2 separate regions of the Homo sapiens genome follow, and region 1 is linked to region 2. A link is an interaction called in ENCODE POLR2A ChIA-PET data of the cell type or tissue named here. Cell type or tissue: endothelial cell of umbilical vein. All regions are shown on one strand.

Evidence for each region. ChIA-PET counts read pairs that join two places held together with the same protein. Peaks named below come from ENCODE experiments on the same cell type or tissue, not always from the same donor. Only the 100,000 strongest peaks of a DNase experiment are listed, where the experiment ranks them.
Region 1: POLR2A ChIA-PET joins it to region 2 with 5 read pairs; 1 of 35 experiments calls an interaction of 5 or more read pairs at or near these places.

What each region holds. Positions count from the first base shown.
Region 1 is chr18:40,409,176-40,417,175 of GRCh38, reverse strand. No RefSeq gene overlaps it. Among named protein-coding and RNA genes, the nearest start is that of LINC01477, 350 kb to the right of the region's middle. In endothelial cell of umbilical vein, a CTCF peak has its summit at 3,757; a DNase peak (open chromatin) is centred at 3,795.
Region 2 is chr18:39,450,546-39,458,545 of GRCh38, reverse strand. The region is part of intron 3 of MIR924HG (MIR924 host gene); the gene reads left to right. Among named protein-coding and RNA genes, the nearest start is that of MIR924, 170 kb to the left of the region's middle. In endothelial cell of umbilical vein, no CTCF peak of the experiment used is centred here; DNase peaks (open chromatin) are centred at 3,085, 3,425 and 4,485; H3K27ac peaks cover 3,249 bases.

The DNA.
Region 1 (8,000 bases), 960 kb before region 2:
TCCTGTGTTAGAAATAGGCAGTGGCTGTGCATTTAAACAAAGGTCTTTCCAGAATTCTCATTTGGTTCCTGGTTGCTTGGCAAGGCCATCTCTCTTTCTCTTAGTCAGTATCACTCAGCCCATTGACTGGTGTAGGCTCTCATAAACTTCCACTGAGCACCTACCATCATCAAAACAAGGCTGAATTTTTGGGCAATGCTTTAAATGTTCCGAACCTCAATATCCTCATCAATAAAGTAACAGTAATACTTTCCTTACTTTTTTCACAGGTTATGTTCTGGTGACAGTCACAGGACATAAATGACATACTTGGATTTGAAAATTAAAAGGAAAAAGTCCATGTTGTTTTCAATGCTCTTCTTGTTTATACAGTATCTTCTCTGAAATTTAGGTTTCTGAAGTCCAGACTAATACTGAAGTTCCCTTTGGGGTTGATATAGAGACCAACACCCACCTCTATGTGCCTCAGTGAAGACCTAAGTGGCTGGACCAGGCCACTGGGTTAATATTAGGTTGGTGCAAATGTAACTGTGGTTTTTGCAATTACTTTTAATGGCAAAAACCGCCATTACATTTGCACCAACCTGATACTACCCAGAACTAGAGACCTCTTGGCCAAGGTGCAGCCCACACTCCATAGTCCAAGCTGTCATGATAAATCCCACATGGAGATAACAAAGGTAGTTTGACTAGAAAAGCATCTATAATTCCCTATCATTGCTGGAGAAATCTTGAAGAGAAAAATGAAAGAATAAAATAAACCAAAAATGGATTTTTATGAAAACAGAATTGATTAAGTATTCTTCCAAGAGGCTGGATTGTACTTTTTCTTCTTCATAGTAAAATTGTTATATTTCATGTGGATAAGGGAAGAAAATAATTAACTCAAAAATAACTAGGATTTGGAGCATTCTGGAAGCCAGATCCTCAGAAAAATGCTTGAGGGATTGCAGGCATTTAATTTGGAAAACAGAAGTCTTGAGGGACCATGGATATCATCTTCAAATAATTTAAGGGATTTAAAAATGAAAAAAAAAATGTCAATGTTGTTCTAGAATCCAGGACACAGGACTGGTGCAGATACTCGTTTGAGCAGTCTCTCTTGCCTGGCTCCGCTGGCCCAAAGACACAGAACAGGATGTCACCAAAGATGTGCAGAGTCAGCAAAGTAAATGTTACAGAAAGACTGAGATTTGTTTCAATAGACAGGAGAACAAAGGCTTTAGAGGCAAGCAAACCTGAGTTTGAATATCTTTCTCTCACTTAATAGCTGTGTGCCCTTGAGAACATTACTCTAGCACTTTTCAGTTCTCACTCTCAAAATGGGGATAATACTCATTATTCCAGATTGCGAAGATTAAACACAATGATATATATATAAGCTCTTTGCTAAGTTTGACACAAATAGGTACCTATGAAAGGGTAACTGTTATGTTCATCATCTTTCAAGTCATTCAGTGCAAATACAATTGTGTCCTTTGTACTAATGAGAAAACTGGTCTTGGAGCCTGAGTAAATTTTCTATGGTCACACAGGTAGTAAATGATGGGATGGGAACACACATTTTCACCTGTCTGGTGATGGAATCCTGCCCTCTCCAGGATCCCAAGCTGCATCTCGGCTAAGGAAATACTTTCATTAACAAATAAGTCAAAACATTGTGTCTTACTCTCTTGGCCAGACAGGACACACATGTCCTTGTCTCTCTACCCAGAATGATGGAAAGGACACCTCCAGGATGGCTTTTTCAGGACTTCTGGAAGATTGCATCATCAAGTAAGTCCTAGACAGTTCTATATTCAATTAAGTGGATGCATTTTTATTTCATCTAAGGAACCACCCCTTTATAGAAGACTCACACATGATGTATCTGACCTGAAATCATTACCATAAGCTCGTGACTCAGTGTTAACTCTCATTGTGGAGCCACAAACCAGGATTTGATGATTACACCTTTTTCTTTTTTACTAAATTCAATGCGGGGATATTTAAAAGCCTTGCTTCAAAGGGCATCTGAAAAATCTTTAGCTACCCAGTTCAGGACCATCAATCTACCTGCTCCCTCCCTAGTCCCCCGAAAAAACACAGTCTGTCCTCCCCAGCAGCTGTTTGTCAGCATGCAAATATTCCTAAAAGGGGAAACCAGAAATCCCTTGCCCTGAGTGGTATCATAGGTCTCCCCTCCACGCAAGATCTGTGAAGCTGTACCAGGAGAGGAGGGGCCTTTTAAGTAGGGACAAGAATAAAACAAAATAATTTATAAATGAAATATTTTAATTGCAATTTTATTTGCAAATTTCCAAATTGTTCCAATTGCTTTTCAAGCCATTCACTTCTTTTGACTCCCCAAAGCTCTGTCTTTTTTTGTCTTTTCCCTCTCCAGTCTCCCTTCTGCCCCTCTTTCTGTCTCTCTCAGCCTGAAAATTCTGGTTAGCCGTGGTTTAGGGTACACGTTGTGGTTTATCACTGATAACCACACTCCCTGTTCTGAGATGCTGGAACACTTCCTTAAAGCACAGAGTGCATGGACTAACAATTATATTTCAAGCTGCATTTAATGTTGAAATATGAGACAACAAATTGATCTTAGATTTCTTCAGTCAAGCATGACCTCACCTCTGACTCTGGCAAAAGCTGCTGCGGTGCCGGAGCAGTAGTTGTGCAGTTGCAAAATGAATAACAGGAAGAAAACAAAGCCTCATCCTTTTTAAACCAAACAAAAGAGAAAGACTACCAACATTTTTTTCTACATTAGCAATACCTGCTTCTGAAAAAGCAGATTGGAAAACAGTGACTAAAACATTCCTTCAACCTTCCGTGTAAACCATCCAGTCTGGTGTATGCTTTCTCTTAGAAAAGATGCATATTCATAGACTTTTGCTTCATAGCCTGACTTTTCATTAAAGAATAGAGAAGGTTATATATTCAAATATCTGCCACAAAAATATCTAGGAAGATGCTTATTCACTGTCTAAAAATTATCTGCATGTGGCTATTTATTCATTCAATCTCTCAATAATAATAGCTCTTGAACAAAGGAGGAAAAAGTACCTCGCTCGGAGAAGATCAAACAGTCCACAATATTTTATTAATTCTCAGATGGTTTCTTTGTGGTAAGTGAGTAGTATTATTGCTTCATTTGAGACAGGGAGAAATAAAATCCAAAGATAACCTGACATGTACTGGAGATAGGTAGTTTGTCATTGCTTATATCAAGGACTAAATGCAATGGTAACAAAAGAAGAGTGTATTAAAAAGAAAGAAAGGAGCAGGGGAAGAAAAGAAAAATAATAACAAGAAAAAGAAAGAAAAAAGATATCAAAATTGGCATTTTCTCCCAAGCTATCAATAAATTTGTAACATAATTTAAAACATATGAAAATGAGAATAAATGACAAAGTGGCAACAGAATAACATGCTGTAGTTTTATTTCAAGTACTTTTGTTGTAAACAAACATGACTCTGTTTGCAAAGTTTCAATTGTGAGATGTTTTCTGAGCACCGAAATACTCACTAAAATCCAGAATTTGAAAAGAAAGTGCCTACCTTTATGTTTTCATTTTTAATATTGAAGTAAGAAATTAAATTATGCACTGGACTAAAGATAAACCTTTGTCTCTTCCCAAACGCCAAATTTTATGACCCAATTGTATTCCTGGTCAGAAAAAAGCAGAATTAGACCATTTCCAAAAGTTCAAGAATGTCTGTGAATATCTCAGCCTTTGCAGGATAGGCAGTTCCCAAAACTGCCTGCCATTCCAGGATTAGCTGCTGTGTGGCGTTAGTCCCCTTCAAATGAACAGGCTCTCTCTTCCTCCAGCTCCTGCTCCTGTGCCTTGTTGCTTGAAAATGGTTCTCTCTGCTGTCACTGTAACAAACAGTTCTAATTGCTGGGTTGCCTGTTATGGTGGAAATTGCAGTGGTCCGTAGTTGAAGGCTTTCACTCTGGTTTGGTAATCACAGAGAGAGGCAAACTGCTCCTTTCCTAAAGGGATAAAGAAGATAATCTTGAAAAATATAGTAATAAATAATAAATCATTTTAAGAGAAGCAGAAAACCAACACACTTGCTGAATGGTTATAGTCTAATCTAATTGTAATGCATTTTTCCTCTTGAAGAGATGAAAGTTCACGGATATATTTTCTTGTATTCTTGGTGGTGGTGATGGTGGTGGTAGTGTTTGTTTTTGTCTGTGAAGTAATACATGGTAGGCAATGATTTGGAATTGTAAACTTTCCAATTTATTTTCATGGCAATCTGTGAGATGTGTCCCTGGAGGAAGGCAAACAATTGCAGTTTTAGAGCTGAATTGGCCTCTCTGTCTCCTTTCTTACATTAGAAAGCATGCAATCTCATTTTGAGTAGGATTACAAAATTTCCAAATTCTAATAAAGTGCAAGAGTAATATGTGATGGTCTGAGATGGTTGATGTGTTATTGAAGAAACACTCTATGGTGGGCGAGGTAAAAATGAGAGCAGTTATTGTCAGATTTTACCACCATGACAGAATTCAGGTTACAAAAGGCAATTCCTAATTTGGGAATTTAATCAGATAGCAAGCACCAAGGACAGCAGCTGCTGTTACATTAGGTTGGGTAAAATTATAAGGCCTATCAATTCTCATGCTTCGGGGCATAAGCTGATCACCAGCTGAGGTCAGGAGAAAATTTCCCCAATGACAGGCTTGCATAGTTATACCCAATATAAGAGATTCAACACCTACCCCTAAAATATCTGATGTGATTCGTTACCAAATAAATACAAACATACAACATGTACTTATACTATTACCAAAGCAGCCACACACAAGGGACTAGACAGACATAAAGGTGAGTATTGGTCTGAATGCCCAAGTCTTAAATGAGACCATAATCACCCAAGGAAAACCTACCTTCACATGGTCAGCTTTGCCTACAGAGTCCCTTTAATTCTTTGTCAAATTTGTGGGCGAATATTTTTCAAATGTCCACTCAATTCAGATATTTGCATTTGCTTATATGAACAAAGTCTTCCAAAATGAGTGGTGCTAGAAGGGGGTGGTATTAGCTTTCTTTGCTGCATGAAAAATTACTACAAACTTAGCAGCCTAAAATAACCAGATTTCTTATTTCACAGTTTGTGTGGGTCAGAAGTCTTAGTCTGGGTTAGCTGGATCTTCTCCTGGGGTTTCACCAAATGATAATAAAGGTGTCAGCTAGGGCTGTGAATTTCATCGGAGGCTCTAGGGTCTCTTCCCAACTCACTGGTTGTTGGCAGAATTCATTTCCTTGCAGTTGTATGACTGAGGTCCCCGTTTCTTTGTTAGCTATCAAATAGCCAGGGACTGCTCTCAGCTGCTAGAGTTCATCCACAGTTCCTTGTCACATGAACCCCATAGGCATCTCACAACATGGATGCTTGCTTTCTTTCAGCCCAATAGGACTGTGTCTCATTGACTTCTCCCTGTGAAACAGGCCAATACAGTCTCCTATAACATAATCTAATCAAGGGAACAGGGATCTCATCATATTCACATGTCCTTCCTATACTCAAGAAGAAGGAATTCTACAAGGTGTGCACATAAAGGAGCAGGAATTTGGGAATCATTTGAGAATTCTACCTAAAACAGGGCTCTAGTGAAAATAGGAAAGATCAAGATTAATAATTCAGGGCTATTTTATTTCACTAATTCTATAGGATTTTAAAAAACTATTTGATGGCCAGGCGTGGTAGCTCATGCCTGTAATCCCAGCACTTTGGGAGGCTGAGGTGGGCGGATCACGAGGTCAGGAGTTTGAGACAAGCCTGACCAATGTGGAGACACCGTGTCTCCACTAAAAATACAAAAATTAGCTGGGCGTGGTTGTGCATGCCTGTAGTCCCAGCTACTCGGGAGGCTGAGGCAGGAGAATCTCTGGAACCCAGGAGGTGGAGGTTGCAGTGAGCCGAGATTGCGCCACTACACTCCAGCCTGGTGACAGAGCGAGACGCCGTCTCAAGATAAAACAAAGCAAAACAATTTGATGAGACTAGTCATTAATCTATTGTGTTTTATCAATTAGCAATCGTCCACTACAGAAGGACAGATCACTGGTGAATTTGTGATTATAATCATATAAATATAACTTTAGAATATAAATTAGAGGTATTTAGTTCAATTATTTTATATGGCACATAAATAAATTGACACTCAACAAAATTAGTGAGTCTAACTCACTGGGCTTTGCCATTTAAAGTCAGAATAAAAATCTAGTTCTCCCTACTCCAAAACAAAACACATCTTTGCATTTAACTCACCATCAGGCCCTTCGTCGACTTTTGGGTATTTGCTTTCACTCTGCAGATTTCCAAGTATCTCCAGGTATTTGTGCATTTTCAGCCAAGGTAATTGTTTCTGTTGAATGGTAATAAACTCACTCACACTGAGCTGCCAGTGACTGATTACATTTTAAGGACGATTTCCTAACCTTATAATGGTATTATTACTTTCACAGAAGTAAATACACTAAACTAAAAGGGAAGTGATACCGTTAATGTAGACTTCCTTGTTAGAGCAGAAGGAGAAAGGTGGGCTTGTGTGTGTTTGTGTGTAATGACTTGTCCTTTGGTCCTCATGTTTGTAACAGCAGAGCAGACGATAGTTTGGGGTCAGTTATCAAGTAACAGTATGACAAAAAAGGAAATGTCAAAAACTTTTTCTTGCTCATTTAATCAGGTAGTAGGGGTTCCCACTTTTTTAACTTCTTATGTAGTCAACTCTTCTATCAACTAACTTATTGGTTAATGGGTAACTACTAATTTGGCGAGGAGGTTTTCATACAGTTCTATTGCTATGAACAACAGGGCAGGCAGAGATGCTCAAAGCAGGAAGTGCTCTGGTGAGTTAGAGAATCTTGGAATCACAAATAAAATGCTAAAATGTATCCTAGTTTTAGTAGAGATAATAGAATCCAGGACAGTTCTGACAGTTTTGGCATCAAGACAACATTTTGCACAATGCTCTGTCTTTGGGTGCCTCTCATGAATGAGATTTTTGATGAAACAAACATGTGCCAGTGATTGAGTGTGGAAGCAGGCAATATTAGATGCTATCTTTGTGAAAAACAACAACTGAAGAGGGTTTTTTTCCAGAACTATGTTTATTAAACAGGTAGATGTTGGGTGGTTGTATCTGTTATTTCATCTATGACCACAACTCAAATTTTAATCATTGTAGATTAATTTGGTGAGAAGGAGAAGAAACACTGTACCCCAAAATCTTTATTAAGAAAGATACTTTTGGCCAGGCATGGTGGCTCACGCTTGTAATCCCAGCACCTTGGGAGGCCAGGGAGGGCGGATCACCTGAGGTCGGGAGTTCGAGACCAGCCTGGCCAACATGGTGAAACCCTGAATCTACCAAAAATACAAAAATTAGCTGGGCGTGGTGGCGGTTGCCTGTAATCCCAGCTACTCAGGAAGCTGATGCAGGAGAATCACTTGAACCTGGGAGGTGGAGGTTGCAGTGAGCCAAGATTGCGCCACTGCACTCCAGCCTGGACCACAAGAATGTAACTTCGTCTCAAATAAATAAATAAATAAATAAATAAAAGAAAACTTTTCTGGCTTGCATAGTACTATTATAATATCTATGAGTTTCATCAAGTTATTATTTTTAAAATATTTTTTCTCTGCCTAAAATGTGTTACAGCCTTAGATAAGAGTTTGTCAGACTTTGTTGTGTTCAGCATGAATTTGTCATCTTCCTCTTGGATGGGGAAAGGCTGTCACCTTCATTTGAACTATGAGAAAATATTCTCATACTTCATAAGAATTTCAATATTTTAAGCAAAATGTTATTTTCACCTGAGCATGAATCATCTTCTCATCCAGTATTCACTGTCCTATACTTGCAAGCAACCGTGTTTATATCACTGATGCATCCTATTATGAAAAAATATTTCTTCAGAAATACCATGATCTTAGTCTCGCTGTCTGGCTAGCCAAGTCTCATCTGATCTTTCAACATGGAGCCCAAGTTA
Region 2 (8,000 bases):
CTCCCGCATAATCCAGTCACCACCCACCAGGTTTTACCTCCAACATTAGGAATTACATTTCAACATGAGATTTGGGTGGGGACACAAAGCCAAACATTATCACTGGTATTTTTAATAGAAGGGTATGTTAATTGAAAATTTATTTTATGGAAAGTAATTTAAACATTAAAAAGTGTGTATAATGAAATATTAATATAATTCTACTCACCTTGTTTGCCAAGAATATGTCCCCAAAATATTCTCTTTCACCTTTTCTTGCTTATGTTTTGAGAGATGTTCAATGTATACCTAAATGTGTGTGTAGTGTGTGTATTTACTAAAATGTAAAAATATTATTTATATACTTTCTTCTTTTGCATTTTAATTTAGCCATATGTCAGAGATAATTCAATAATAACACATTATGTTTTAAAGATATTTTAAAGTTTTAAACAAAGTTTTAAAAAAATAGCATGTAAGTATATAAAGAAATAGAAGAAACACCACTTTAATATCTACTCCTCCCAAACCCACACTGTATTTCTTGTAATCATTTTCCCTATTATTATTTTCCTATTCCTTACACAATAATGTATGCTGATATGTCTTGATTCATACATTTCAGATACTATATCTATTGGCTATTCTTACTGGAGAGGACGCCTTATCACTCTTCAAAGAACTCTTACTTGCCCTTATCCGTTCTCCCAATGTGGGTAGTTATTTAGTTACTCTACAAAATTTATAAAATAAATTACCCAAATTCAAAAAATCATGACAAAAATAGACAAGGTTTAATTAAAATTGTGCAAATATTGTATGTTGATTGGCCAAGTATTTTATCATTTTTTAGAGTAACTTTTTGCTGTTGGAGTTATTAGGTTAATTGACTTTTACATTTTTATCATTTTCTCTTTATTCATATTTTTCTATAAAGCTATTATGTACCTATCAATAATTTTTTCCAGGTGCAGAAACACATCACATAAATTGCCATTTGTCTTTCTTCCTTTCCTCCTTCCTTCCTCTTTTTGTTCCTATATGTATGCATGAATCTCTTTCTAGCTATCAATCATCTATCTATGTATCTACGTATCTATCTAGGTATCTATCTATCTATCTATCATCATCATCATCTTCATCATTTACCTGTTGTATAGACTATCTTTGTCATACCTGCTACATTTAAGGGTTGTTTCTCTTTAGGCTTCTGACTTGATTGTTATTCTGGAATTCTGTTTGCTATTTATTCATTTGGGAGTATCTATTTACTGTATCTTACACCTTCTTTCTTCGTTTTAATCTATTTTTTATTAGTGTTTATCCTCTAACAGTTTTCTAAGAGAGTGCAAGGGACATACGTAGGGAGTACTTACATGTCTCAAATGTCCTTGGCTATTGATGATCTAAAATAGCTTAGGATAATTTTCACACAGGTCTTTGAAGCCTTTCCTCTACTCTCTGCTGGTTTCCAGTGTTGCTTTTGAAAAGTCCCTCTTCTATGTGCAATACTCCCCACCCTAGTTTAATTGATTCTTTTTATGTCTGTTGTATCATAATATTTCAGTGCTGTGCTTCATTGCACTCATGTCCAATGCTTACTCAGAAAAAATTGTCATATTCTTCGGCCTTGTAACTATTGAATTGGAATATTTCTAAGAGTCTTCCCTTCTGACAAGATAGCGCAGTCTAGAATAACTCTTTTGAGAAACTTGTGCTATGAAACTATTGAAATATATCATGAATAGTTGTAAAAAAAAAGACTTATAGATGAATCAGGCTTTAGGAGAAGTTCAAGAGTTCATTTCAGACCTGTTGAGTCTGATCTGTCTGTGAGACTTCCAAGTAGAGATGAAGAATTACCATTTAGTGATGCACATTGGGAGTGATATATGAATGGGAATGGCAAACTTTGGAATTAGCACCTATGAGGCTTTAAAACTGCAAGCCAGAATGTTATCATCAAAGAAATCAATGTGGTTTGAGAATAGAAGAGGATTAAGGACTGGGTCCTGAGGCACTACAAAACAAGGGATCAGGGAAAGGAAAAGAGATTGAGAAGGAGGAACTAGTGAAATAAGAGAAAAACTAAGAGAGTTTCTCATCCATCCTTTCTCTTTGTTGTTTTTGCTTTTTATCTTTTCATTATAGTGAAGCTTAGTTATGAGTATAATTATTAAAAATCATGTCCTAGACAGTAGGCAGGGTAGGTTTTTCATTTGATATGTCCCTAAGTCAGCATAGATATTGCAGAGTACATCTAAATAGTAATAGTGCCTGGACAAATACTCTCTAGTGTTCCTTTCAATTTCCTTCTGTGTAGCTCAGAGCTAGCAACACATCACATCATAACACAATGCTATCTTTTAAAACGTAATGTATATCTTTCTTGCTTTCTCACTAGATAGAAAGTTCTTTTGTGGCTTGAGTTTTTATGTTGTCTTTGTGTGCTTAACCCTACCTACCACTTTATTACATGTGCATAATCCTCAGTGGGTTTTTGTTGGTTGCTTTCTTGTGAATCTATTAATATAGTTTTTAGCTCTGAGCCTTTACTTGGGCTCTCCAAAAATCATTCACAAGAAATGAAACCTGGTCTTAGCAAAGCAGAAAATAAGGCATCAGAGCAGACCTTTGATATTCTTCTATTTTCCTCTGCTCAAATATGCTTTCTCCCTTTTCTGCCCCCCTTTCACCTGTGCAGTGGATTTTCTTTCACTGTCACTTAACTTCTCAATGTCCTCAAACTAACTGCACTAACAGTGCTGGCCTTCTTGTCATCACCTTATTCTGCATTTTTTTCTATCCTTTCTCAGGCTTTGTACCAGCATAGCTAAAAATTTGCATCTTTTTAAAAATTTTCCTGGATGTATTATAAGTTATCCATTCTTGGGTAACAAACCACACCAAAATATAGTGGTTTAAAAGAACAGATACTTATTTCTCAGGAGTCTATGGGAAGTTGGGTGTGCCTGTTGACTTGGCCAGGCTTGGCTGATCTTAACTAAACTCACTCTAGTATATGTGATTCATTGCTGGGTTGCTGGGGGCTGACTGGTCTAGGTGGCCTCACTCTCATGCCTGGCTGTTGGCTGGCAGTCAACTGGAATCATGTGAATAGGTTCCTTGTCTTTCATCACCCAGCAGGCCACTCTGGGCTTGTCTACATCAGGACATAAGGGTTTACAGAAGGAGAGCAGACATGTCCATAGCCCCTTCTGGCCTAGCCTTCAAACTGGCTTACTGTTACTGCCCCTGAATTCTCTTGGTCAAAACACCTCACAGGATTAGTTCAGATTCAAAAGGTGAAAAAATAGATTATGCCTCTTGATTGGAAAAGCTTCAAAGTTTCATTGCAAAGCAGTGTTGATAAAAGGAGAGAAATAATTGTAGCCATTTTTATAATCTGTTTACAACACTGTGCCCTTTCGTCACAATTATTCATATCCTTCCCACATTAAAGAAAAACATACCCTCTCCCAACACACCATAAAAGCCTCATTTCATAATGATATCACACATGAAGTTCAGGGCCTTATGATCTCCATTAGGTCCAGAGGCAGTTTTTATTGTGCAACTTTTATTAGTTTCTATACTTATGAACAAAAAAGACAAATTTTCCATCCCCCCTTCACCCATCACAGTCAATATACAATTGTGACACAGGGACAGGAAAACAAAACACATACTCCCATTTTTTTTTAAAGAGATCATTAATCCAGAGCATTACCGAGGTCCCACTGAATCAATATTGCAGGATTCCAAAATCAAGACCAGAGGTATGCCAGGACTATTAGGCCTCAGCTTAGACGAGTACAATTTCACTTTTTCTGACTCCGTGTATCAAAGCAATATACAAAAGCTTGAAAGCCTGGGGAAATAGACTATACTTCTTGATGGTGAGAGTTGCAGAATCACATCGATGGCTACGTGGACAAAAGCAAGAAGATAAGTGCAGCTTTTTTTTTCTTTGCAAAATCTACCATAAGGAGTTTCTGGGTAACAAAAGCACAGCTGATATGTTAATTCAACTGAAAATAACTATGAGTAATAATATATCCTGACTTCATCACATTTGCATTTAAACTAAGAACTTCAATATCTTAATACTTATTTAATAAGTGGAGAACTCACTATCTCATAAACCTATCTTACATATTCTAACTCCATATTGTTGTCTACATGCATTTATTTTCTTTTTGACTCAATTTTATCTTTTTAAAAAATGTTTAAGGTAATACTTACTGCTGGAACAAACAAACCACCAAATCTCAATGGCTAAACCAATACAGTGTATTTCTGTCTTATCCAATGTCCTGTGCAGACATTCAGCAAGAGGCCTTTTGTGTACTGATTCAGAAACTGGGACTGCTTTCAGTTTCTGTTTGCCTTTCCCTAGGTCCTATCTCCTGGTAAGAAAAGGCAAACGTAGAAGATACACTTCCTAGCTTATATACAATTCTGCTAATGGAATTTGTGCAGGACCCTTTCCCTGGGAAGTTGGAAAAGTGCCTGGATTAGGTCTTCTTTGGCAACGTTTCCTGTGCATTGTTTTGCAAGGCCCCTGGCTCACACCTCTGGAAAAATTTTCACAGTTCATTGTCCTACTTGGCCACAGTAACATGCAGTGTTCCTTAGAATCTGCACAATTTTTGCAACCCTCTTCCTGATAATGTGATTGACACCCAATGTTGTTTTATAATTCAAACACCTAAATCATATTTTAGTCCAGCCTTCAAATTCTTTGACAATACAATTCTCTAACATATTAGCAGATTTTAAATGTGCTGTTTCTAGACTTTTCATTGCACTAGTAATTATACCCACAGTTCTTCCAATCTAGGTTTCAGATGTATTCTTATTATCCTAAACCTATAAAGCCCTTTGCTTATTTGTTTCTTCTCTTTCAATGTCTGTTTGAAAATCAGCCAATTCTCTCCTGAACTCACCTCTTTCTTGTAATACTTCGCTAAAGGCCACAATTAGAAGCTAACTCACTATTCTGCTGCATCTTTCCAACCACTTCCCCTAGAGCCACAAGCTCAGTGGGCAGGATCTTCCTTCCAAGTTATTTCACATGGCAGTTTTACCAAATATTTTGCTGCCAGACTACTGTGTCTGTTTTCTTGCCACTGGCTAACGCTACACTAAAGTAAAAAAACTAAAGGTTTTTTATGATGACAATGCCTAGCTTCTATTATCAATGTATTTATTGCTTAGTTTAGTAACACTAACTGCTATTAAAAAACAAAACCCCCTATCTTAGGGCTTAACACCATTAAGAGTTTATCTCTAGCTCCAGCCAATTGCAATGCAAGTATTTGGTGGCCAGCCTTCTACATCTGATTAAAAAACCCTGGGTCCATTTTTTTTTTTTTTTTTGAGATGGAGTCTCACTCTGTCACCCAGGCTGGAGTGCAGTGGACGATCTTGGCTCACTGCAGTCTTCACCCCCGTGGTTCAAGTGATTCTCCTGCCTCAACCTCCCAAGTAGCTGGGAATACAGGTGCCTGCCACCACACTCAGCTAATTGTTGTATTTTCAGTAGAGACAGGGTTTCACCAGGTTTCACCAGGGAGTTTGTTAGCTGAAATTCTCTCAAACTCCTGATTTTAGGTGATCCACCTGCCTCGGCCTCCCAAACTGCTGGGATTACAAATGTGAGCCTGGGCATATTTTTAATGGGAAATATAAAGAGGTAACATACACTAGACCCTTCAAGTTCTTATGAAATGCCAACATTGAAAAATTTCCAGTTCTTGGAAGAAGTTACCTCCAGCTACACATGCCTTCTACCTTAGCCCAAAGGCAATGAAGTAATTGGACTTAGGAGGTTAATAAGTTAGCAACTGACTGCACCCACCGCTTCTGTTTTCTTTTTTCCTACCCCATATGATTTGGGTTTTCTTGCTAAAACTTTCAGCATAGTGCTGTGCCTCTCAAGATTTGGATATGTGTGTGTATGTGTGTTAGCGTGTATGTGCATGTGTGTGTAGGGGGTATGTGTGAGACAAGGAAGATCACCTGTATCTAAGGAGAGGAAGGAAATTGAGAAAGCTTCAATGTGCATAACCTGACAGGGAAGAGAAACTCAAGACTGTGTCACTGGCCAGAGCAACAGTGAAGTTCACTCCAGACTATATTCTCCACTGAGAGCAGAGCCAAAGACATGGCCCTGATGCTGTAACCTGCAAAACGTTTTTTCTAATTTGTATTTCTTCATGATTTTGACCTGTACATGCCTCAAATTTTTGTAATGTTTATCATCTTTGTCATTGATTTGGCAATTCATATAGTTTAGCATCCTTGTTAAAAATATTTTCAATTATTTGAATTGTCTGATTGTTTCTTAAAGGTTTTTATCTAAACTTACTCATATCCCCACAAAATCTAGCACAATTTTTTTCCATGGTAGCTATCAAGTAATTTTTTTTTATTAACTGACCAATTATTCTGAGTCTTAGGAGACAAACTGAGAGGTTTTTTTTTTTTTTTCTTCTCTGGCACCAAATGCATGTGTCATTTTCGAACACCCCTTCTTTAACTCTCTTACACCAACTGGGTGTAAATTATATTCAGTTCTGACACTGTCTATCTAGTGTCAGATCCTGCAAGAGTTAATGTCAGATCCCACAAGTTAAAGGGCTCAGTCCCATAAGACTGCCCCCATTTCAGATGTCAATTGCATGTCCTAGACCACTCGTATTTCTGAGTGACCAGCTATAAATGAGGGGTTTCCATACGCCCACTTTAGTCTCAATAATTTACTAGAACAGCTCCCAGAACTCAGAAAGGCATTTTACTTATATGTACTGCTTTATTATAAAGGTTACAACTCAGCAACAGCCAAACAGAGGAGATGCATAGGGCAAGGTATGAGGGCTAGGGGTGCAAAGCTTCCATGCCCTCTCCTAATGTACCACTCTCCCAGACCTCCATGTGTTCACAACCAAGAAGCTCTTAGAATCCCACCCATCATTTAAGGGTTTTTATGGAGGTTTCATCATGTAGGCATGATCAATTATTATTATTATTATTATTATTATTATTATTATTATTATTATTATTTTGAGACAGAGTTTCACTCTTGCTACCCAGGCTGGAATGCAGTGGCACTATCTCAGCTCACTGCAACCTCTGTCTTCCAGGTTCAAGGTTCTCCTGCCTCAGCCTCCCAAGTAGCTGGGATTATAGGCATGCACCACCACGCCAGGCTAGTTTTATATTTTTAGCAGAGACAGGGTTTCACCAGGTTGGTCGGGCTGATCTTGAACTCAGGACCTCAAGTAATCCACCTGCCTCAGCCTCCCAAAGGGCTGGGGTTACAGGCGTGAGCCACCGCGCGGCCATGATCACTTATTAATCAATCTCCTACCTTTCTACCCTCCCCAGAGGTTGCGTGTGTGGCTGAAAGTTTCAGGTTTCTAGTTAAGGTTTGGTCTTTCTGGCAACCAGCTGCCATCCTGAAGCTATCTAGGGGCCTGTCAAGCAAGGTTGCTTTATTTTGAGAGACAGAGGGAGAGAGAGAGAGAGAGAGAGAGAAATGAAATCTCCTATGACTCTGGAAATTTCAACAGATTTAGGTGCTCTGTGCCAGGAACCAGAAACAAAGATCAAATATATATTTCTTATTATATCACATCCTCCTACTTTAGTTGGTAAGTATAAGGCAAGATATATTCTGGATATTGAGAAGTCTGTTTTTCTGTGTTGAGAAAAGTGAATCTGATTATATGCACGCTATAAACAAGACAGTATTTTTCTAATAGACACAGTGTACTCAGTAAATTAAAAGGGCTGCCACTGTACTTTCATAATTCTTAGTCTTCAAAGTGAATGAAATAGAATACAGTAAGTAAATAAGCAAGTAAATAAAATAAACAATAAAATTTTTATCACTTCTGTCTAGAAATAAGTATACATAATACATCTCTCATATTGTGATTTTTTTTTCCTCTAGTTAATAATGTCATTTCTCCTTTGTGGAATGATCTAAGGATGGGTCTAACAAATGTCATTTT